Regions from separate parts of the Homo sapiens genome. Here region 2 is linked to region 1. A link is an interaction called in ENCODE POLR2A ChIA-PET data of the cell type or tissue named here. Cell type or tissue: HepG2. All regions are shown on one strand. Each heading gives the region's core, and the rest is flanking DNA. Links, peaks and the distances in the headings are about the cores only. Region 1 overlaps ABHD12 (abhydrolase domain containing 12, lysophospholipase). Region 2 overlaps ABHD12 (abhydrolase domain containing 12, lysophospholipase).

Region 1 (10,413 bases), core at 2,414-10,413:
AAAGCAGTCATTAAGAAATCTCCCCCAAAGTGCTAAGACCATCTCCCCCTTGGCACAGCACTGCCAGAGGCGAGTGTGGGGCTACTTAGGGGGACCCAAGGAAGAGGTTCTGCCCTCTTTCATTGGCCTCCCCCTGGTTTGGGGTATGGAGGACAAGTTGACCTGGGGCCCAACTCTGAGAAGATGTGCTCACACCATGTCCTGTTTTCTTCTCCAGAGGAGGCGACCACCGCGTGGAGCTTTACAAGGTGAGTGCAGGCAGCACCCACACCTGTTCCCTGGGCTGTTCTTTCCAGGGCAGGAAGTGAAGGGAGTCACCAGACTCACAGCTTGAGAGTTAACTATTGCTGGGCTGTTTGTGTGTGTGAGACAGGGTCCTCCTCCTCTGTTGCCCAGGCTGGAGTGCAGTGGTACAGTCACAGCGCACTGCAGCGTCGACCTCCTGGGCTCAAACTATCCTCCTGCTTCAGCCTCCTGAGACTGCAGGTGCATGCCGCCACCACGCCCAGCTAATTTTTGTTTGTTTTTTTGTAGAAATGAGGTCTCCCTATGTTGCTCAGGCTGGTCTCGAACTCCTGGGCCTCCCACCTTGGCCTCCCAAAGTGTTGGGATGACAGGCGTGTTGAGCTTTTTAACACTGCCTTTGGATGGGCGTGCTGGAAGGTAGGGCCTTGGCTGCCTCTGCTGTGACTGCCCATCACACTGCTTCTAGGCCTGGGCCCCAACATCAGAATGTATGGGCTTTGTAGACCAAGTGCAGATATTGGCAGACTACATAAGCAGCACTGGAAATTGTTTTTCAATGTTACGTTACTTGTGTATAAAATGAAAAGAGACGGCTGGGTGTGGTGGCTCACGCCTGTAATCCCAGCACTTTGGGAGGCCAAGATGGGTGGATCACAAGGTCAGGAGTTCAAGACCAGCCGGCCAGGATGGTGAAACCCCGTCTCTACTAAAAATACAAAAAAAATTAGCCAGGCGTGGTGGCGGGCGCCTGTAATCCCAGCTACTCAGGAGGCTGAGGCAGAGAATTGCTTAAACCTGGGAGGCGGAGGTTGCAGTGAGCCAAGATGGCACCACTGCACTCTAGCCTGGGCAACAGAGCAAGACTCCGTCTCAAAAAACAAAAAAAAAGGAAAAGAGAAACCAGGTGCTCCAGGTGCTACACTGACTGCCAGGTCGTAGGCTCACCCCAGCAAGGGCTGCAGGTGGGACTTGAATCAGCTTCCAGGCACACAGTGGGAGCGCCTGCAGGTCTCCCCACATGCAGGGGGTGCCTAGGGCAGGGCGTGCAGACCTTCACTTGTGCTTGGTTGCTTGGTTTTGTTCTTCATCTGGTTGTCTGGGTCTTGGAGCCCAAGAGATACTGTTGAAACAGCCTCACTCTCCTCCCCTCAGAGGGCCATCTGCACTGGCCCACAGGGCAGAAGGGAACACAGACAGAGGCAGGGGCACAGACAGAGGCGGGGGCACACCCAGCTCTGAGCTATTGGAGGATTTTACCCGTGGAGTACATTGCATTAAGTCAGGAAAGGTGGGGAGAGTTTGAGAAGTGATTGGTCCTTTTTTCAGTTTTCTGTTAAAAGAAATGATTCATCCTGCTGAGGTCAACAGGGCTGGAGCAGGTTGGCTCTGGTTATAGCCTCTGCGGTGGCTAGGAGCTGGCAAGGAAGTGCAGGCTGCCCTGGGGAAGCACCCAACAACCCCCCCAAAGAAGGGAGCTGTGATTCTGGGTGACATGATGGTGCGGCAGCCTCCCATGTTGCTCTGGGCACACCCCAGCAAGGGCACAGGGGTGGGTGTTTGAGGAGTGAGCTAAATGAAAGAGGTCAGCTAGTCTGTAGGGATTAAAAAAAAATAACAGAAAAAAAAATTGACAAGAGCTTAAAATCCAAGAAATACTGGGTTGCAGCAAGGGTCCCCAGATGGGGTCTCTGCACAGTGTAGCCCTCCTCCTGGGGGTCTACCATCACACTGCAGCACCGAGAGCTGTCTGCCTCCAGAGGAGGCCGCCCCAGAGGCTGCCCTGCAGCACGAGTGGAGCTGCGGCCGGACACTGCTCCTGGCCCCCTAGCGTCTAAGCAGGAGGAAGGGAGAGCCTTCCTGCGCTCCCAGGCAGGGATGTCAGCAAGTCCTGCAGTGGCAGTTGGCATCTTGGTTTCATAAAACCCAGCCAGGAGTCAGGCAGCATGTCACAGTCTTTATGAAGCTGCCACTACGTACAAGGCAGAGGAGAGAAAGTTGGATGAGTTTAGTAAGCGGCAAGCTGCCCTCAATACAGATGCTTGGATTTGTTGCCAAAGATGTTTATTTTTCACTTTACAGGTGCTGAGTTCCCTTGGTTACCATGTGGTCACCTTTGACTACAGAGGTGAGATTTCTTTTGCAAGAGCATCTGAGCACAATTCCACTGCTTGCTGGCGGTATCCCATGGGCAGGCCTCACTCGAAGAGGCTCGGAGCAAGGCCAGCGCCTGCTTTGCCTGTGCTGTGATGGTGTCCTGGGTCCTGACAAAGACCCTGATGGAGCTGTCAGGAGAGCCCCTTCTGGTAGGGGAGGCTCAGCACCTGGAGCCCCCAGCAGATGCCCTGTCAGCAACTTTTTTTTTTTTTTTTTTAAGATAGGATCTCACTTTGTCACCCAACCTGGAGTACAGTAGCATGATTGTAGCTCACTGCAGCCTTGAACTCCTTGGCTCAAGGGATCCTTCTGCCTTAGGCTCTCGAGTAGCTGTGACTGCAGGAATGCGACACCACACCCGCTGTTTTGTTTTTGTTTTTAGTAGAAATGGGGTATCGCTGTGTTGCCTAGGCTAGTCTCAGACTCCTGGCCTCAAGCGATCCTCCTGCCTCAGCCTTCCAGAGTGTTGGGATTACAGGCAGGAGTCACTGCACCCAACCTGCAGCATTTTAAATTAGAAGATACTGTCTTTTTTAGACTGCAGAGCTGGACGTCAGACATGGTTTATGCTCATCAAAGCTTGTCTTGTTAAAGTTACGAAGACAGTAAGAAGTGTTAAGAGAGGCTGAGCATGGTGGTTCACACCTGTAATCCCAGCACTTTGGGAGGCTGAGGCAGGCGGATCACTTGAGGTCAGGAGTTCGTGACCAGCCTGGCCAACATGGTGAAACCCCATCTCTACTGAAAATACAAAAATTAACCGGGCGTAATGGCTCGCACCTGTAGTCCCAGCTATTCGAGAGGCTGAGGCAGGAGAAGCGCTTGAACCTGGGAGGCAGAGCTTGCAGTGAGCCGAGACTGCACCACTGTACTCCAGCCTTGGCGACAAGCAAGACTCCATGTCAAAAAAAAAAAAGAACTGTTAAGAGAGAAGATAGATTCTTCTGCACCTCAGCATTTCTGCTTTTTTGAATGAACCAGGGCTTGCCACTGAACAAATCAAGAATCCATAGTTTGATATATACCAAGGACACTGTGGCTTAATAGGCAACAGAAATACTTGGTGTTAACAATGAGCGACTGGTTTGTTTTGGTTTTGGTTTTGGTTTTGCTTTGAGACAGGGTCTCACTCTGTCACCCAGCTGGATTGCAGTGATGTGATCTCAGCTCACTGCAACCTCTGCCTCCCGGGTTCAAGTGATCTTCCCAACTCAGCCTCCCTAGTAGCTGGGACCACAGGCACACACCACTACACCTGGCTAATGTTATTTTATTTTATTTTATTTTATTTTATTTTATTTTATTTTATTTTATTTTTATTGATCATTCTTGGGTGTTCCTCTGAGGGGGATTTGGCAGGGTCATAGGACAATAGTGGAGGGAAGGTCAGCAGATAAACAAGTGAACAAAGGTCTCTGGTTTTCCTAGGCAGAGGACCCTGCGGCCTTCCGCAGTGTTTGTGTCCCTGGGTACTTGAGATTAGGGAGTGGTGATGACTCTTAATGAGCATGCTGCCTTCAAGCATCTGTTTAACAAAGCACATCTTGCACCGCCCTTAATCCATTTAACCCTGAGTGGACACAGCACATGTTTCAGAGAGCACCAGGTTGGGGGTAAGGTCATAGATCAACAGCATCCCAAGGCAGAAGAATTTTTCTTAGTACAGAACAAAATGGAGTCTCCTATGTCTACTTCTTTCTACACAGACACAGCAACAATCTGATTTCTCTATCTTTTCCCCACATTTCCCCCTTTTCTATTCGACAAAACCGCCATCGTCATCATGGCCCGTTCTCAATGAGCTGTTGGGTACACCTCCCAGACGGGGTGGCAGCCGGGCAGAGGGGCTCCTCACTTCCCAGAAGGGGCAGCCGGGCAGAGGCGCCCCCCACCTCCCAGACGGGGTGGCTGGCCGGTCGGGGGCTGGCCCCCACCTCCCTCCCGGATGGGGCGGGTGGAGACGCTCCTCACTTCCCAGATGGGGCGGCTGCCGGGCGGAGGGGCTCCGCACTTCTCAGACGGGGCGGCTGCCGGGCGGAGACGCTCCTCACCTCCCAGACGGGGTCGCGGCCGGGCAGAGGCGCTCCTCACATCCCAGACGGGGCGGCGGGGCAGAGGCGCTCCCCACATCTCAGACGATGGGCGGCCGGGCAGAGACGCTTCTCACTTCCTAGATGGGATGGCGGCCGGGAAGAGGCGCTCCTCACTTCCCAGACTGGGCAGCCAGGCAGAGGGGCTCCTCACATCCCAGACGATGGGCGGCCAGGCGGAGACGCTCCTCACTTCCCAGACGGGGTGGCGGCCGGGCAGAGGCTGCAATCTCGGCACTTTGGGAGGCCAAAGCAGGCGGCTGGGAGGTGGAGGTTGTAGTGAGCCGAGATCACGCCACTGCACTCCAGCCTGGGCAACATTGAGCACTGAGTGAACGAGACTCCGTCTGCAATCCCGGCACCTGTGGAGGCCGATGCTGGCAGATCACTCGCGGTTAGGAGCTGAAGACCAGCCTGGCCAACACAGCGAAACCCCGTCTCCACCAAAAAAATACGAAAACCAGTCAGGCATGGCAGCGCGCTGCTGCAATCACAGGCACTCGGCAGGCTGAGGCAGGAGAATCAGGCAGGGAGGTTGCAGTGAGCCGAGATGGCGGCAGTACAGTCCAGCTTCGGCTTGGCATCAGAGAGAGACCGTGGAAAGAGAGGGAGAGGGAGACCGTGGGGAGAGGGAGAGCTATTTTATTTTTTTTAAGAGAGGGTTTCGCCATGTTGCCCAGGCTGGTCTTGAACTACTGGGTTCAAGCAGTCTGCCCACCTTGGCCTCCCGAAGTGTTGGGATTACAGGTGTGAGTGAGCCATTGCAACTGACTGCGAGACTGTTTTAAAGTGTATTCTGGCTGGGCACGGTGGCTCACGCCTGTAATCCCAGCACTTTGGGAGGCTGAGGTGGGCAGATTGCTTGAAACCAGGAGTTCGAGATAAGCCTGGGCAGCGTGGCAAAACCCCGCCTCTACTAAAAATACAAAAAAAAGTAGCTGAGCCTGGTGGCAGGTGCCTGTAATCCCAGCTACTCAGGAGGCTGAGGTGGGAGGAAAGCTTGAGCCCAGGAGGCGGAGGTTGCAGTGAGCCAAGATCATGCCACCGCACTCCAGCCTGAGTGACAGAGCGAGACCCTGTCTCAAAAATTTCAAAAAGTGTATTCCACCATGTAGTCCTCAGCTGGAGAGATTAAAGAGTTGATGGCAACGTGGCTGGCTGCCTTCACCTTCTTGTGGGGGCAGGTGGCGTGTCTATCCTCAGACCAAGAGGAGATATGGGAGGGACAAAGGAGAGAGGCTGTCACCTGGATGTGGGGGTTGTGTTAATTCTCTCTTGCTGCTATAACATGTTACCACAAACAGTGCTTTAAACCAGCACACATGTAGCGTCTTGCAGTTCTGGAGGTCAGAAATTCAGAATCTGCAGCCCCCAGGCTGGAATCAGGGTGGGAGCAGGGCTCTCAGGGAGAATGCCTGGCTGCCCTTTCCAGCCACCTGTGTTCCTTGGCTCACAGCCCTTCTGTGATTGAGTCCCAGGTCATCTGGCTCTGACCCTGACTCCTCTCCCTTTTTCTCTGATGAGGACCCTTGTGGTTATTTTGGGCCCACCCAGCTTGTCCAGGATCACCCCCATCTCAAGGCAAGCAGTTAGTAGCTTTCATTCCTTCCATACCTTTCATTCCCCAGCCATGTGACCCAACGCGTTCACAAGTTCCAGGGATTAGGTCATGGACACTTTTGGGGGCCACCATGCTGCCAACCACAGGGAAGAAAGTTCCATCAGGATGACAGTTGTGGGCTGGGAAAAACTCCAGAATGAGGAGCAAGGAAGTGGTTTGCCCTCTCCTTCTCTCCATGTTGACACTGGTTCTCTTCTGCTGCATGCTAGAGACCTTAGGAGAGGGAGAATGAGTGGCTTCTTCCCATTCATCTCCCCGCACTTCTGTCAGGAAATGAAATCCCACGCAGCACTTTCTGTTTCAGTTCTCGTGGAGTCTACGTTTCTAATTGGCACCAAGACTGCCAGCTCCATCTCCGACTGTCCCTCTGTCTCTCTCACTGCATCTGCCTCTTTGTCCGCATCCTTCTGCCTCCTGTCCCTGTCTCTGTGCCTGTCTGTCTGTCCCTGTCAGTCTTCTTGCCTGTCTCTGTGCCTCTCTGTTCCTGTCTCTCAGTCTTCCTGTCTGTCTCTGTCTCCTGTCCCTGTCTCTGTTCTTTTCTTTCTGTCTCATGTCCCCATACCCCTGCCTCCCAGCCTGGCCCTAGCCCTCTGCATGGCCTCCTCCCTCCTCTAGTGTCTGAGTCGGGAAACAGCAAGTTCTGCACTAACTGTTTGCTTACACTGCACAACCTGCTCTTTCTGACCTTTGTGGTGCTTTCAGATCATCTGATGATGACTCACTGCTGGGCTGCTGGAAAGATAATTGCACTCCACCTTTGCTGGAGACTGGGGGAGGGACCCTTGGGAGGTTGTAATTTTGGGGGGCAGAGATGGTAGTGTTTTCTGTTATGGAAACAAGATGCTAATTAGACCCTAAGGGGAAACAGCCCCTTTCCCCTTCCTGGGTCATGGTTGCCTTGAACCCAGAAATGCCCTCCCTGTTCTGGGAGCCTCCGGACTCCACTCCCTGTCCTGCCCCTGACCAAGCCTTCGGCGTTGAGGAGGTTGGTGTCCAGCCAGCGGCCCCGGGGGCTGCTCATCTGACCACGCCATCTGCACTGCTGCTCGTCAGGGCTCGGAGTGGGACACATGGATGCTGCTGGGGGATGGGGGAGAAGTGTAGAGCTGAGGATGGTGGTGGCAGAGGCTTTCACTGCCTTAGACCTCACTAGCTTGCCTGTTAAGAAAGAGAGAGGGAGAAGTGAGCTCACTCCCCTGCCCAAGAGGGTGGGGCAAGTCCCAGCCCTGGCCTGAGGATGCCGGTGCCAGCTCTGAAGCTCTGTGATCTGTTCTGTTAACTCAGCTTGCTGTTAGTTGCCATTCAAATGTGCAGCTCACCAACTTAGAGTGACCCTGTGAGGGGATGTCTGGTTTGTGCAGTCAGCAGGGGCAGGGCAGGGTTGCTGCTGGGCTGCCTTCCCCAGGGCTGGTGGGGATGTGGGGTTGTGCCCGTTCTCCCCACTGCTTGCTCTGCCCAGTGGCCTGGGTGGGTCTGTGGACTCTGGAAGGGTGGGCCAAGCGGGCCCCTCCCTGTCTCCTCCTGGCCCTGGGCCCCCTTGGGGAGGTGTGTTTGTCCAGGTTTTGTGAGCTGCCTTTGACCTCCCCGTCCTGCCGTTTCTCCCTCCCAGGTTGGGGTGACTCAGTGGGAACGCCATCTGAGCGGGGCATGACCTATGACGCACTCCACGTTTTTGACTGGATCAAAGCAAGAAGTGGTGACAACCCCGTGTACATCTGGGGCCACTCTCTGGGCACTGGGTAAGGGACCCCAGCAGGAGGCAGCCTTTAGTGGGAGTCAGTATTCCTGGTGACTCCCATGCCTGGATCTAGAGAGTCCACCATCCCTGCAAACCCTGTGGCACCATTAGTCCCGACCAGCCTCGCTCCCATCCCCATGGCAGAGGCAGGAGGGGAAGTTACAAAGAGACTCCAAAGGATCTGAGCTCCTCGTCCAGGAAGTGGCTCAGGACAGACATAGGCAGTGGAGGTCGAGGGGTCTCCCTAGGGAGACTTGGCTCTGAGGAAGAAGCGTCTTCAGAGCTGAGGGAGGGCACAGTGGGTGGTTTGCTTCTCACAGAGGCCAGGACAGGAGGTACTTCCACACTCCCTTTGTGGGCAGCCTGAGTCATCTCTGCTGATGCGAGGTCCACGTCTCTGCGGGAACCTCTGCTCTCAGGGCCCCAGTCCCCAGACCTTCACTGCCATTCCCTTTCTGCTGCCTTTCCCTTCGGGGCAGCCCTTCTCCCAACACCTGAATGGCCTCTTGTAGGCTGGGAAGCATCAGGAGAGGAGTGGGTGGGGGGCACCAGCCATCCCTTTGGCCGTCTGCGTGGTCCACCAGGTGTGGTCCTGGGATGGCAAGAGGCCCTGGGTGTGGTGGGCTCCAGGAGAGGTGCAGGCAGACGCTGGCCACCCCCAGCCGACAGGCGGCCCGGCCAATGGGAGTGTACGGGCAGTGAGAGGCAGCAGGACACACCTCGGGGACAAGCTGACTGGCTGTGGGTACAGCCCTCATTGCAGGGGTCAGCTGATGGTGGGGCAGCCAGGTCACCCCCAGTGCTAGAGGGATCTCCATTTCCCCCACTCTGTCCTGAAACTCCAGTAGCTTCACAGACCCCATGGCTCCTCTGAGCACTTTCCAGCATAAGGCCCATATCATCTCAAACAATTTTATCATAACTCAACTAAGCTGTTTTTCTTTTTTCCTAGCGTGGCGACAAATCTGGTGCGGCGCCTCTGTGAGCGAGGTGAGTGCCTTGTTGGGCCCCAGCCGTGGCAGTGAGCATTCAGGGTGCTCCCCAGTCCCGGCCCTGCTGCAAGTGCTCAGCGTCCTCATGGAGCAGCATGAGCTGCACATTCTGGGGGGCCCGGGGCTGACCAGCCACCCTTCCCATGATACACCTGAGGAGCTGGGGAGCCTCACACACACAGGTCTGGCCCCAGAGCCGCATCAGCAAGTCTGCTTTTTAGGAGTGACCAGAGCCATCTCTGTTCCCCTGGCGGGCACCCCTGGTGCTATCTGAGGCCTGCCGAGGTGGTTGCCTGGTGGGAGGCGCTGTGGTCTCCTTGTGCTTTCTGGGGGCCCCTCAGAGCCCCACAGGCCACATGTATGTCGCTGGCTTCCTGCCTACCTCTCAGTTCCCTGTTTGTTTATCTAGAGACGCCTCCAGATGCCCTTATATTGGAATCTCCATTCACTAATATCCGCGAAGAAGCTAAGAGCCATCCATTTTCAGTGGCAAGTACAGATTTTATTAAAAATTAACTTTTCATTATTAAGATAAATTATAGAAATAACTAATTACAGGATACATTATAATAATTATTAAAAATTGTTATTTAAATATTCTAATGAATACAGATTTCATTAAAAATTAATACTAGTTTTGGCCACAGAGCTGCCCAAGAAGTATAACCTGCAGCCAGGTGAAATGACAGGTCATAATTGGGTCATTTGAGGGCAGCTGGACACAGTGGAGGCCGGGCTCACGTGGTGTCATCGACTGCATTGTATTGACAGCCCTGCCTTCCTGTTCAGGAGTGGAGCTGGGGGTGCCCCCCTCTCTGTGTATGAGACAGTGCTTGGGGGGCTGGACTGTGTGGACCAGGGAGTCTGGCCTTCCAGTTTTATCTTGGGGAAAGGCCCAGGTGAACCCCAGTGGGAATTCTGGGTAAGCCAGGCCCCACCCAACCTGTGCCCTCCCCAGCTGGGAATGGAACCTTGGACCTTCCCTTAAAACCTAGCCAGTTATTTTCCCCTCCTTCTCACTCTGGTTTGTGATCCCTGTGCTCCCCACTGGCCATGGATTCTCGGGCCTGTGTCAGCCCATGCTGGCCTCATGCTGTTCTGTTACCAACCAGAAGAGCCTTTTATCTTATCTTACTTTTTGGTGCTGCTTTTCTTAAATTGTGTGAGGAAACTGTCCATAGACCCCACTTTCTCAGGGGTGGCGGCCCTGGTGTCTGCGGGAAGACTGGTTTCTGGGGTGGATTCTGGCCTGGCTGGGAGGTGCGGGAGCCCCATTTGCAGGGCAGCCCCTGCCATGCCAGTCTGTGGGGCCTGGCGGGTGATTCTTCTGTTCCTAGCAGCAAAGCCAGGACACGGCCAGGGCAGAAGGTGCCAGGGCACAGCTCTGGTGGCCCCTTGGCAATGTCACCCCTGCTCCCTTAGGTAGGGTAGTTATGGGCAACGCCTTATAGATTTCTGAACTTAAACTGTCTGCACCCTTGACCTGTGCCTGGATATCTTAACCAACGCTTCTGAAAATGGTTTCCATCTTGTCTCCAGATATATCGATACTTCCCTGGGTTTGACTGGTTC
Region 2 (10,552 bases), core at 1,001-9,000, 67 kb before region 1:
CTCATACGTAAATGCCAAAGAACATAGTCATCACACCTATTTCTTCCTTTACCCAAAGAAGATACTTTATCCAAGGTTGCTAATGGCTTCCCCCTAACCCAGAAGAGTGGGTGGCTGAGGTTAACATCTGTCTTCTTCAGTGTCAGCCTTCCCGAGGTTCAGTATCAACCTCACCCTCTAAGTGTCCCTGTATGGTATCTCTTCATCTTTTCTTTACAGATTAGGAAGATGGGAGCGAGTTCTGAGCTAGCTTTTGTGGTTAAAGTCTGCTTCATCCATCTCCTTTTTCCTTTTGCTCCACCCTCAGTACAGTCTGGGCCAGGACTGTGACAAGGCATGGGGCTGGCTTTGTTTATGGCGCCATAGCTGGCCCCCCCCCTCAACTGGTACTGGTTTTCCTCTTCCTAACTCAGTGTACCTTATCAATGCTGCACTCCAGCCAGGGACTGGCCACACTGGGACTTGGTGCTTTGCCACTGCCTTCTGCTTTATTAGGACTCTGCATCCTGTATCTCTGCTTGGTTCCTAGTTCCTTTCAGCCACAGTGACCCTTCCCAAGGGAGTGTCCGCCTTCTATGGTGACTTTGGCAGACAGGCCTGAACTGTGAGGGGTATCTTTGGGCAGGCTGAAAGCACCTGAGGCACTTTCATGGAGGAAGCCTTGGAGAGAGGCATGGAAGATGGGTCATCTTGTCAGGTTTGTGCTAACAGCGATGGAGACAGGACCTCATTTCAGACTCCCGCTGCTGCAACTTCTCCTCCTCTTCGTTCCCCTCCTTTCTCTCCTCTTCCATTAGAACACTTGTCCTTCCAGAGTGAAATCTGCAGGGAAAATGTTTATTGAAATATAACCTCAAAAGCTGACAGATGAAGTCAATGCTCTTCACCCAGAGATGACGCCACAGGACTTTGGTCTCAGTGTGCTTGTGCTTTGGCAGGGGCCCTTTCAGCATGAGAGTGGGTAAGCCATCTATCTCGTGCCACACCGAGAGCCAGCGTCTAGAGTGTCAGTCAGTGAACAGGGGCCAAGAGCCAGGATGCCGGAACCAAACTGTCCCATTACCAGCAAGACTTCTCATTTAGGCCTCAGCCCCTTTGTATTGTGATTTACTGCTTCAGAGGATAGCCTTCATAGAGACCCAGGTCTCAGGTGAGTTTTCAGATTCTCTGGCTTGGGTGAGTTGTGTAACACTCTGAGTTTGTTTCTTCATCTGTGATGTAGGGATAAGAGTGTCTTCCCTGTAGGATTGTGGTGAGGCCCAGGTGTGTGGAATGTTCCTGGCACATGGTGAGTGCTTGGTCAGTGACATCTTCTAGATGACTAGCCCCATGATGATTATAATATTAAGAGCTCAGGGTACTGGCCAGTGTGGTGGCTCATGCCTGTAATCCCAGCACTTTGGGAGGCCGAGGCAGGCAGATCACTTGAGTTCAGGAGTTCAGGACCAGCCTGGCCAACGTGGTGAAACACCATCTCTACTAAAAAGACAAAAATTAGCCAGGTGAGGTTGTGAGCACCTGTAATCCCAGGTGAGGGATTATCTCCTGTAATCCTGGGAGGCTGAGGCAGGAGAATCGCTTGAACCCAGGAGGTGGAGGCTGCAGTGAGCCGAGATTGCACCACTGCACTCCAGCTTGGGTGACAGAGCGAGACTTTGTCTCAAAAACAAAACAAGGAAAAAAAAAAAAAAAGAGGGTACTGAGAAAGATCTGTTAGCTCATGTCTAGAAGGATTTTCTTCTACCCTTTTCTGCCCCAAACAATTAAGAGTCTGGCTTCTCAGCCAGTCGTGCATATAGGGTCCATCCTGATCAGTTAATGTGTCTGTTGGTATTAGAGCATTTGTAGCAATACTATTTGCTTATTTAACACTTTTTTCCAGCCACTCATTTAACAGTTTGAGTACCTGTTACGCCCAGTAACACCTGTGAATGCTGAGGCCGTTGCAGTTCTCCTGGCCTTTACATTCTGGTAGGGGAGGCAGATAAAACATGAAGAAACACATGATGTCATGTGCTTAGGGCACTAAGGAGGAAAATGGTGCCAGTGAGGGAATAGCCGCAGATGAGGCCCTGTGGCTGTGTGTGCACAGTCTGGGTGTACAGGGGATGTTTCTGACAAGGAGACATGTGAATGGATGCCACTGGCTGCTAGAGAAATGGCATGGTGTGTGTCATCATGTCACTCTGACTGTGTGACAAGCACAGACTGCGGTGGGCAAGCAGGGAGACCGGCTAGGGGCTGCCAGGGTCATCCAGGCAAGAGATGACAGGGGCTCAGGCCGGGACAGCAGCTGTGGAGATAAGAAGAGGCATGTGATTCTGGATTCACAAACTACTTTCTGAGCAACAGGAAGAATGGAGTTGCCAGATACTGAGATGGGGACAGATGTGGAAAGAGCAAGTGCTTTGGGGCAGGAGAAGTAATGTTTGGTTTTGGACATATTGAGGTGCCTGTTAAACATCCAGGTGGATAGGGGATAGAGTTCAAGGGGGAGGTTAGGGCCTGTACCTGACCATGGCTGTGACAGGTGGTACCTAGACCCTTGCAGCAGACTCTCCCAGCAGACAAGTCAGGACAGAGGAGTCAGGACCTGGGCAATGAGTTAGAAGGATTGCTGGGAAAAGGTGTCAAGGCAGCCACCTAAAGAAGGCCTGTTGCAGAAGAAAGCCTGATCTGCAATTGGATTTGGTGACACGAGATCAGTATTGACAGGAGTGGCTTACTGCAGTGGTGGGAGCAAAAGCCTAATGGTGAGGGCTCAAGGAAGAAGTGGAGAGAGGAAATGCAGGTAGCTTTTCCAGGGAGCTGTGCAGTAAAGGGGGAAAGACAGGGAGGGATGGCTGGAGGGGGTGAGTTTTCTTAGCAGTGATATTAGATATCAAAAAATAAATAAATAATAAAAGCATCACTATGCCATAGGACAACTTCAGGCAGCCCACTATATTGATAATTATGATATTATGATAGTTATGTGATATATTAGCCAAAATCGCGCCATTGCATTCCAGCCTGGGCAACAAGAGCGAAACTCCATCTCAAAAAAACAACAAAAGAAACCACTCAATGGTAATTGTATTCCATGTGTTCCAGAAGTTAAGTGGAGTTATGGAAAACCTGAAAATTACTGAAATGGAATTTCTAAAGATGAAAACCACAATGTGTGAGATAAAGGTTACACTGAAGGGAATTACACTGAAGGGCAGATTAAACACTGCTAAAGAAAGGGCTCAACTATTCAATGTGAAACCTGGGGAAAAGAGAACCAAACAAATTTTCAAAAGCATCGTTACAAGGCCAGGTGCGGTGGCACACACCTGTACTCCTGCCATGCCTGTAATCCCAGCATACCTGTAATCCTAGCACTTTGGGAGGATAAAGAAGGAGGATCACTTGAGCCCAGGAATCTGAGACCAGCCTGGGCAATGAAGGGAGACCTCATCTAGACCAAAAAAAAAAAGAATTAGCCAGGCATGGCGTGCATGATTGCTTGAGCCCGGGAGGTCAAGACTGTGTGAGCCATGATCAAGCCACTGCACTCTGGTCTGGGCAACAGAGTGACACCCTGTCTCAAAAAAATATATAAATAAATAAAAGCATCACTATGCTATAGGATAACTTCAAGCAGCCTATTATATTGATAATTATGATATCATAATTGTGCAATATTAGAGCAGTCTGGAGTGTGCATGGGAATAATCCAGGGGAGAGGAGAAGATGGACGGCATGGGACAGAGTAGGTGCAGTGATGTCTCTGGGCCTGTGAGAAGGGATGGGACCCAGTGTTCTGAGGCTGAGCAGAGGAGTTCCCCTCAGATAGGAAGGAAGGCCAAGGCTGTGGGGAAAGACATGGGTAAGTTGATCTATTTGTGGGTGAAGGAATCTGCCAGTTCTCTTCTGAGTGCTTGTGCTGTCCTTAGGAAATAAGCAGCAAGGCCATCTGCTAGGAGGGCAGAGGGAAAAGGAGGTACTGGGCCTCTCTCTCTCAGTTCCCCACGTGGGCGCAGTCTGAGCTCTCATATCGTCTTTCTGACATTTAATGTTTTTAAAAAGGATGACAAGGACAGTTCCCTTGGGAAGTCATTTCAGTCACGACCTGCTGTGTATCTGTGGAGTTGACATGTTCTGCATAGTTGAGTGCTCCCCTGCTCTGGGAAGCCTGCACGGGGTCCCTGCACACATCCCAGCATGGAGGGTCTCAGGGCTGGGTTTGAGACGAAGGTGGGCGAAAGGTTCACATGAACTGAGGTCATGACAGAGTGATCAGGTGGGACCAGGCAGAACTCTCGGCCCCCAGGGCTTGCTGGTACACAGATTGCTAAGTGTCTTCATTGTTAAATAGAATTAATCTTCATATGGTAGTTGTGGGCTGAGTTGCCTCATTCACTTGTGATAAGTTTAGCGGATAAGAAAATGTCCTGACATAATGAGAGCAGAGGGCAGATGGGTGTTGGTGTGGGAAAGGCTGAGAAAGCCAGGACTTTTGGGTTTGTAAAGGTGAACGTGGACACGGCTGTCAGTGAGGGAATACACGCATACCTCAGGGGTGCTGAAACTTAGGGTTTGTTCTTGAAGCCTGAAGTTGTCCTGAGCTTCATGGTAAAAAAAAAAAAAAAAAAAAGTTCAAATTATCTTCAGTTCTTATCAGGCTGGTGGAGTCTTCAAACAAAGCTTGGGGTATATTGACTGAACTGTTCGTAATGGGAAGGTAAGAATGTTCAGGGTCAATGCCGGTCATTTTGATGTGGTAGTTCAGATCACTAGAATAGATATGGCTTTTAACTTTCAACTATTTTTTTCTCCTCATAATGTGTACATCATATATGCCCTACCCCTTCATCCTTGACCTTTGCCACTCCTGGTCCTGGATAACCACATTGCTCCTACCTGAAAGTGGCCCTGTCAATGCCAAGTGCCCATAGGTCATTTTATTCAGTAGCTACTGTATTCCTGCTGTTTGCCAGATGTTGTGCCAGGCCCTGGGGATACAAGGAGATAGTACCTGTCCTCAGGGAGCTAGTTGTCTGTCATGTTTTATGCTTGGCAACCATCAGCTCTTGCATACTCAGGCTTTGATGATGCCTTTGGCAAAGAGAAAATACAGGGATGGCTGGAGAAGGTTAGTCTACCTTCATTCACATTTATCCTTTCTTAAAGACTCCTGTGTTGCTCTGACATTTTTATGTACTGATTTATCTTCAGGGTATCTGCTATGGCTTGATGGTTTAATGGTTTAAATGTGTCCCCGAAAATTTCATGTGTTGGAAAGTATTGGAATCTTGGTCCTCAATGTAGTACTAACTACATATAAGAAGTGGGACCTGGCCGGACGCGGTGGCCCACGCCTGTCATCCCAGCACTTTGGGAGGCTGAGGTGGGCGGAACACGAGATCAAGAGATCAAGACCATCCTGGCCAACATGGTGAAACCCCGTCTATCCTAAAAATACAAAAATTAGCTGGGTGTGGTGGCACACGCCTGTAATCCCAGCTACTTGGGAGGCTGAGGCAGGAGAATCGCTTGAACCTGGAAGGCAGAAGTTGCAGTGAGCCGAGATCACGCCACTGTACTCCAGCCTGGGTGACAGAGCAAGATTCCATCTCAAAACAAACAAACAAAAAAACTAGAGGTGGGACCTTTGGGAGGTGATTGGGTCATGAGGGCTTTGCTCTCATGAGTGGATGAATCCATTCATAGATTAATGGTTTATTGAGGGTTTGGGTTAGTTATCATGAGAGTTATCACTGTTGTAAAAGGCAGTGTGGCCATCTCCTCTGATCCCCATTACCATGTGATGCCCTGAGCCACCTTGGGACTCTTCGGAGTCCCCACCAGCAAGAAGGTCCTCACCAGATATGGCCCCTTGACCTTGGACTTCCCAGCCTCCAGAATGCTAAGAAATAAATTTCCTTCTTTATAAATTACTGACCTCAGTTATTTAATTATAGAAACAAAAAACTGACTAAGAATAGGTCTCTTAGCCTCTTGCTTGACAGGATGTAATGCAAAATGCATTGCTGGCCAATAGAGCCATCTAAAGACATGAGAAAAATTCTCAGTTTGGGGACACAGGACACCTTGACAAGGCACATCATGGCATAACCTACAAGAAGGCAAGCAAAAAAGACTGCCATTCTAGGACATTCAATATCTGGCTTAGGGTTCCAGGAGGAAGGGACTGTTAGGCCAGTACAGGCCAGCTGGGAGGCTGCCAGTGCAGCCCCAGAGCCTCAGGAAAAAGCTGAAGGAGATTCTGCCAGGGCCCAGGGAAGCATCTCCAGGTATGAGGTCGCCTGGGAGATGTCATAGCTGTGGTGAAGGGCGGCCTCTGAGGGGCCCTCTCTCTCTCACTCTGTTCCTCTCTCAAACAGTTTGATTTTTTTTTCTGATTCCAAAGTAATAAAGAGTTCTTAATAAAAATTTAAAACAGAGAAAGTGAAACTCCCTCTGGATAATTGCTGTGAACAGTGTGGCCTGTGTTGAGAGTATTGCTCCTGTGTTCTTCCATCCATTTAGCAAGTATGTCTTTTTCGTTGACCTAGCCTTCACTGAAGGCTAGAGTGGATAAAATGCTGCACAAGAGTGGGACAAATCCCAGTCCTTGTGGGACTTCTGTTCTCATGAAGGAGAAACACGGCAACAAAGATAGCACATAAGTATACAGTAAAATTTCAAAGGGTGATAAAGTGCTATAAAGAAAAATAAAGCAAGGTAAGGTTATGTGGCTGTGTGTAAAGCACCTGAAAACATGCCGTACCACAGTGGTGAAATATTTTTGTTTCTGCCAGGAAAATAAGGCCTTCTCACAGTAGGATACCCAGTTGTTCAGTTCTGCCGACTGAATCCTCATGATTTTTTGTTTTCTTCTTTGGGAACAAAGAGACATTTATGGACTGCTCTTGTGTGTTTTATTAAGGCCTTAAAGTTTTCAATTCAGTAGAGTGAAATTGCTCTCAACACTGACTGCTTTTGAATATGATTATGGAGATTGTTGTTAAGATTTCCGCCTAAAAGCTAAGAAGAATTTAATCTGTTAGTCTTGGGGAATGAGATTTGGCGTTACTCTCTTGTTCCTTCTAAGAGAATACCATGGAATTAAATGATAAAACACTTTTCCTCAACAATTTTGATGGTTACATTAATGAAGGAGTTGATGAAAACTAATTGTAGACATTATTATTATTATTATTATTTTTTGAGACAGAGTCTCACTCTGTCGCCCAGGCTGGAGTGCAGTGGTGCGATCTGGGCTCACTACAATCTCCGCCTCCCAGCTCATGCCATTCTCCTGCCTCAGCCTCCCAAGTGGCTGGGACTACAGGCGCCCACCACCACGCCCAGCTAATATTTTTGTATTTTTAGTAGAGACGGGGTTTCACCGTGTTAGCCAGGATGGTCTCGATCTCCTGACCTCGTGATCCACCTGCCTTGGCCTCCCAAAGTGCTGGGATTACAGGTGTGAGCCACTGCACCCAGCTAATTATAGACATATTTTAAAAGAAACATAGAACTTCCACTACTGACCAAGGTGGCTGAATTTACCCGGAAATAACCCAAATAGCAGCCACAACAAAAACGACAACATACACGAAACAATTTTTAAAACACTGGGCACCAAGCAACAAAGGACAGTAAACTCGGAGAAGTGACAGACAAAGGAAGTGAGCCCTACAGTACCCTAGCTGATCTCCTTGAGAGAGCTTCCACGCCATGGCACAGGGAGGGGAGCCACGTGGACTCCCAGGGTTGTGGGTGTGGAGCTGAGAATCTGGAGAGACCAATGTGGCTAGAGTTTATAGGACAGAGTACCAGAGAGGAGAGAGCAACACAGAGAGAGACCCTGGGGTCTGCAGAGGGTCCCCTTGATCAGCACACGTGTGTGAGGAAACTCTCTGTGGCTGGGGAAAGAACTGTCTGAAAAGATCAGAAGATACAGTCCCTGCTACTTAGAGCAAGATTATAATTTACTGGTAGAACATTCAGGAACAGCATGCTTCAGTAGTGGGAAATTCCAGGTGTATGGGTTTGTGAGGGCTACCATAACAAAGTAACACAGACCAGGTGACTTAAATGGCAGAAGTTTATTTTCTCTCGATTCCAGAGGCCAGAAGTCCAAGATGGAGGTGTCAGCAGGGCTGGTTTCTCATGAGGCCCCTCTGCTTTGCCTGTAGATGACCACCTTCTCCATGTGTCTTCATATGGTCTAACCTCTGTGTGTGGCTCTTTCTGCATTTCTTCTTACAAAGCTGAGTCATAGTGGATTAGGGTCCACCCTGATGACCTCATTTTAGCATAATTACCTCCTTAAGACCCTCTCTCTAAATACAGTCATATTCTGAAGTGCTAGGGGTTAAGACTTCAACATACAAATTTTGAGGGGACATTATTCAGCCCATAGCACAGGCATGCAGAGTGGGAGGAAACTATGATGTGTATATAATGAAGAGAATAATCAATGAAAACCGACTGAGTACTGACACGCACGTTAGTGTTGAAGAGAAGCACATTAAAACACTGTAGGCTGGGCGTGGTGGCTCACACCTGTAATCCCAGCACTTTGGGAGGCCGAGGCGGGAGGATCACCTGAGGTAAGGAGTTTGAGACCAGCCTGACCAACATGGAGAAACCCTGTGTCCTGTCTCTACTAAAATTACAAAATTAGCCGGGTGTGGTGGCACATGCCTGTAATCCCAGCTACTCGGGAGGCTGAGGCAGGAGAATCACTTGAACCTGGGAGGCGGAGGTTGCAGTGAGCTGAGATCGTGCCACTGCACTCCAGCCTGGGCAACAAGAGCGAAATTCCATCTCAAAAACAAACAAACAAACTTACTGTAATTGTATTCCATATGTTCTAGAAGTTAAGTGGAGAGTCATGGAAAATCTGAAAATTACCCAAATTGAATTTCTGAAGATGAAAACCATAATGTGTGAGGTAAAGTTTACACTGAAGGGAATTACATTGAAGGGCAGATTAAACACTGCTAAAGAAAGAGCTCAACTATTCAACATGAAACCTGGGGAAAAGAGAACCAAACAGATTTTCAAAAGCATCATTACTAGGCCAGGTGTGGTGGCACACACCTGTACTCCGACCATGTGTGTAATCCCAGCACACCTGTAATCCTAGCACTTTGGGAGGATAAAGAAGGAGGATCACTTGAGCCCAGGAATCTGAGACCAGCCTGGGCAACAAAGGGAGACCTCATCAAAAAAGAAAAAAATTGAACAATTAGCCAGGCGTGGTGTGCATGCCTTTGATTACAACTAATTGGGAGGCTAAGGTGGGAGGATTGCTTGAGCCTGGGAGGTCAAGACTGCATGAGCCATGATCAAGCCACTACACTCTGGTCTGGGCAACAGAGTGAGACCCTGTCAATAAATAAATAAATAAATGCATCACTATGCTATGGGACAACTTCAGGTAGCCTATTATACTGATAATTAAAGTCCTCAAAGAAGAGGAGAAAGGAGAGAAAAAATATTTGAAGAAATAGTGGCCAGAAACTTTACAAGCTTGGTGAAAACTGTAAACCCACTGCTAAGAAGCTTAATTAATCTCCTGCATAAGAAACATGAAGCAGTATACCAAGGCACTTCGTAATCAAATTGCTCAAAATCAGTGATAAAGAAAAAAAAAACCTTCAAACCAACCAGAGGAAAAAAGACATACTGTGCACACAGGAACAAAGATATGGGCAAAGAAGTTTTCTTAAAAGAAAAGTAAGTAAGAATTCAGTGAAGCAACGTCTTTATTTTTTTAATTTTTTTTTTTGAGACGGTGTCTCAGTCTGTATCCCAGGCTGGAGCACAGTGGCACAATCTCTGCTCACTGCAACCTTCATCTTCCGGATTCAAGCAATTCTCCTGCCTCAGCCCCCCAAGTAGCCAGGATTACAGGTGCCCGCCACCACACCCGGCTGATTTTTGTATTTTTAGTAGATACAGAGTTTTACCATGTTGGCCAGGCCGGTCTTGAACTCCTGACCTCAGGTGATCCACCCGCCCCGGCTTCCCAAAATGCTGGGATTACAGGTTTGAGTCACTGCGCCTGGCCTTGAAGCAACATCTTTGACGCTGTCATGCCATGTAGTAATGTCACTCAATATAGTAATGTCACTCAATAACAGGTACACCTTCTGAGCAATGTGGTGTTAGGCAAGTGCATTGTCACGCGAAGATCAGAGTGTATTTACACAAACATAGATGGTACGGCCTATTACACGCCTGGGCTATGTGGTAAGGCCTATTGCTCCTAGGCTGCAAACCTGCACAGCATGATACTGTACTGAGTCCTGTAGGCAGTTGTGACACAATGTTAAGTATTTGTGTATCTACACATAGAAAAGGTACAGTGAAAATACAATATAAAAGATAAAAAACAGTACAGTATAGGGCACTTACCATGATTGGAGCCTGCAGGACTGGAGGTTGCTCTGGGTGAGTCAGTGAGTGAGTGGTGAGTGAATGTGAAGGCTTAGGACATGAATATACATTTTTATACAACTTGCAGTGGTTTGTTTATACCACATCACCACAAATGTGAGTAATGCTT

The links. Peaks named below come from ENCODE experiments on the same cell type or tissue, not always from the same donor. Only the 100,000 strongest peaks of a DNase experiment are listed, where the experiment ranks them.
Region 2: POLR2A ChIA-PET joins it to region 1 with 21 read pairs; 8 of 35 experiments call an interaction of 5 or more read pairs at or near these places.

What each region holds. Positions count from the first base shown.
Region 1 is chr20:25,306,883-25,317,295 of GRCh38, reverse strand. ABHD12 (abhydrolase domain containing 12, lysophospholipase) reads left to right here. Exons shown (of 13, transcript NM_001042472.3): 5 at 218-248; 6 at 2,326-2,371; 7 at 7,721-7,850; 8 at 8,802-8,839; 9 at 9,251-9,330; 10 at 10,381-10,413. Among named protein-coding and RNA genes, the nearest start is that of PYGB, 64 kb to the right of the region's middle. RefSeq lists enhancers at 1-319, 6,943-7,062, 6,907-8,106. In HepG2, for the core only: CTCF peaks have their summits at 6,719 and 7,865 (motif pointing right); DNase peaks (open chromatin) are centred at 6,145, 6,775, 7,405, 7,725 and 1 weaker place; H3K4me3 peaks cover 773 bases.
Region 2 is chr20:25,372,767-25,383,318 of GRCh38, reverse strand. All of the region lies in intron 1 of ABHD12 (abhydrolase domain containing 12, lysophospholipase), which reads left to right. Among named protein-coding and RNA genes, the nearest start is that of ABHD12, 13 kb to the left of the region's middle. In HepG2, for the core only: no CTCF peak of the experiment used is centred there; a DNase peak (open chromatin) is centred at 4,808.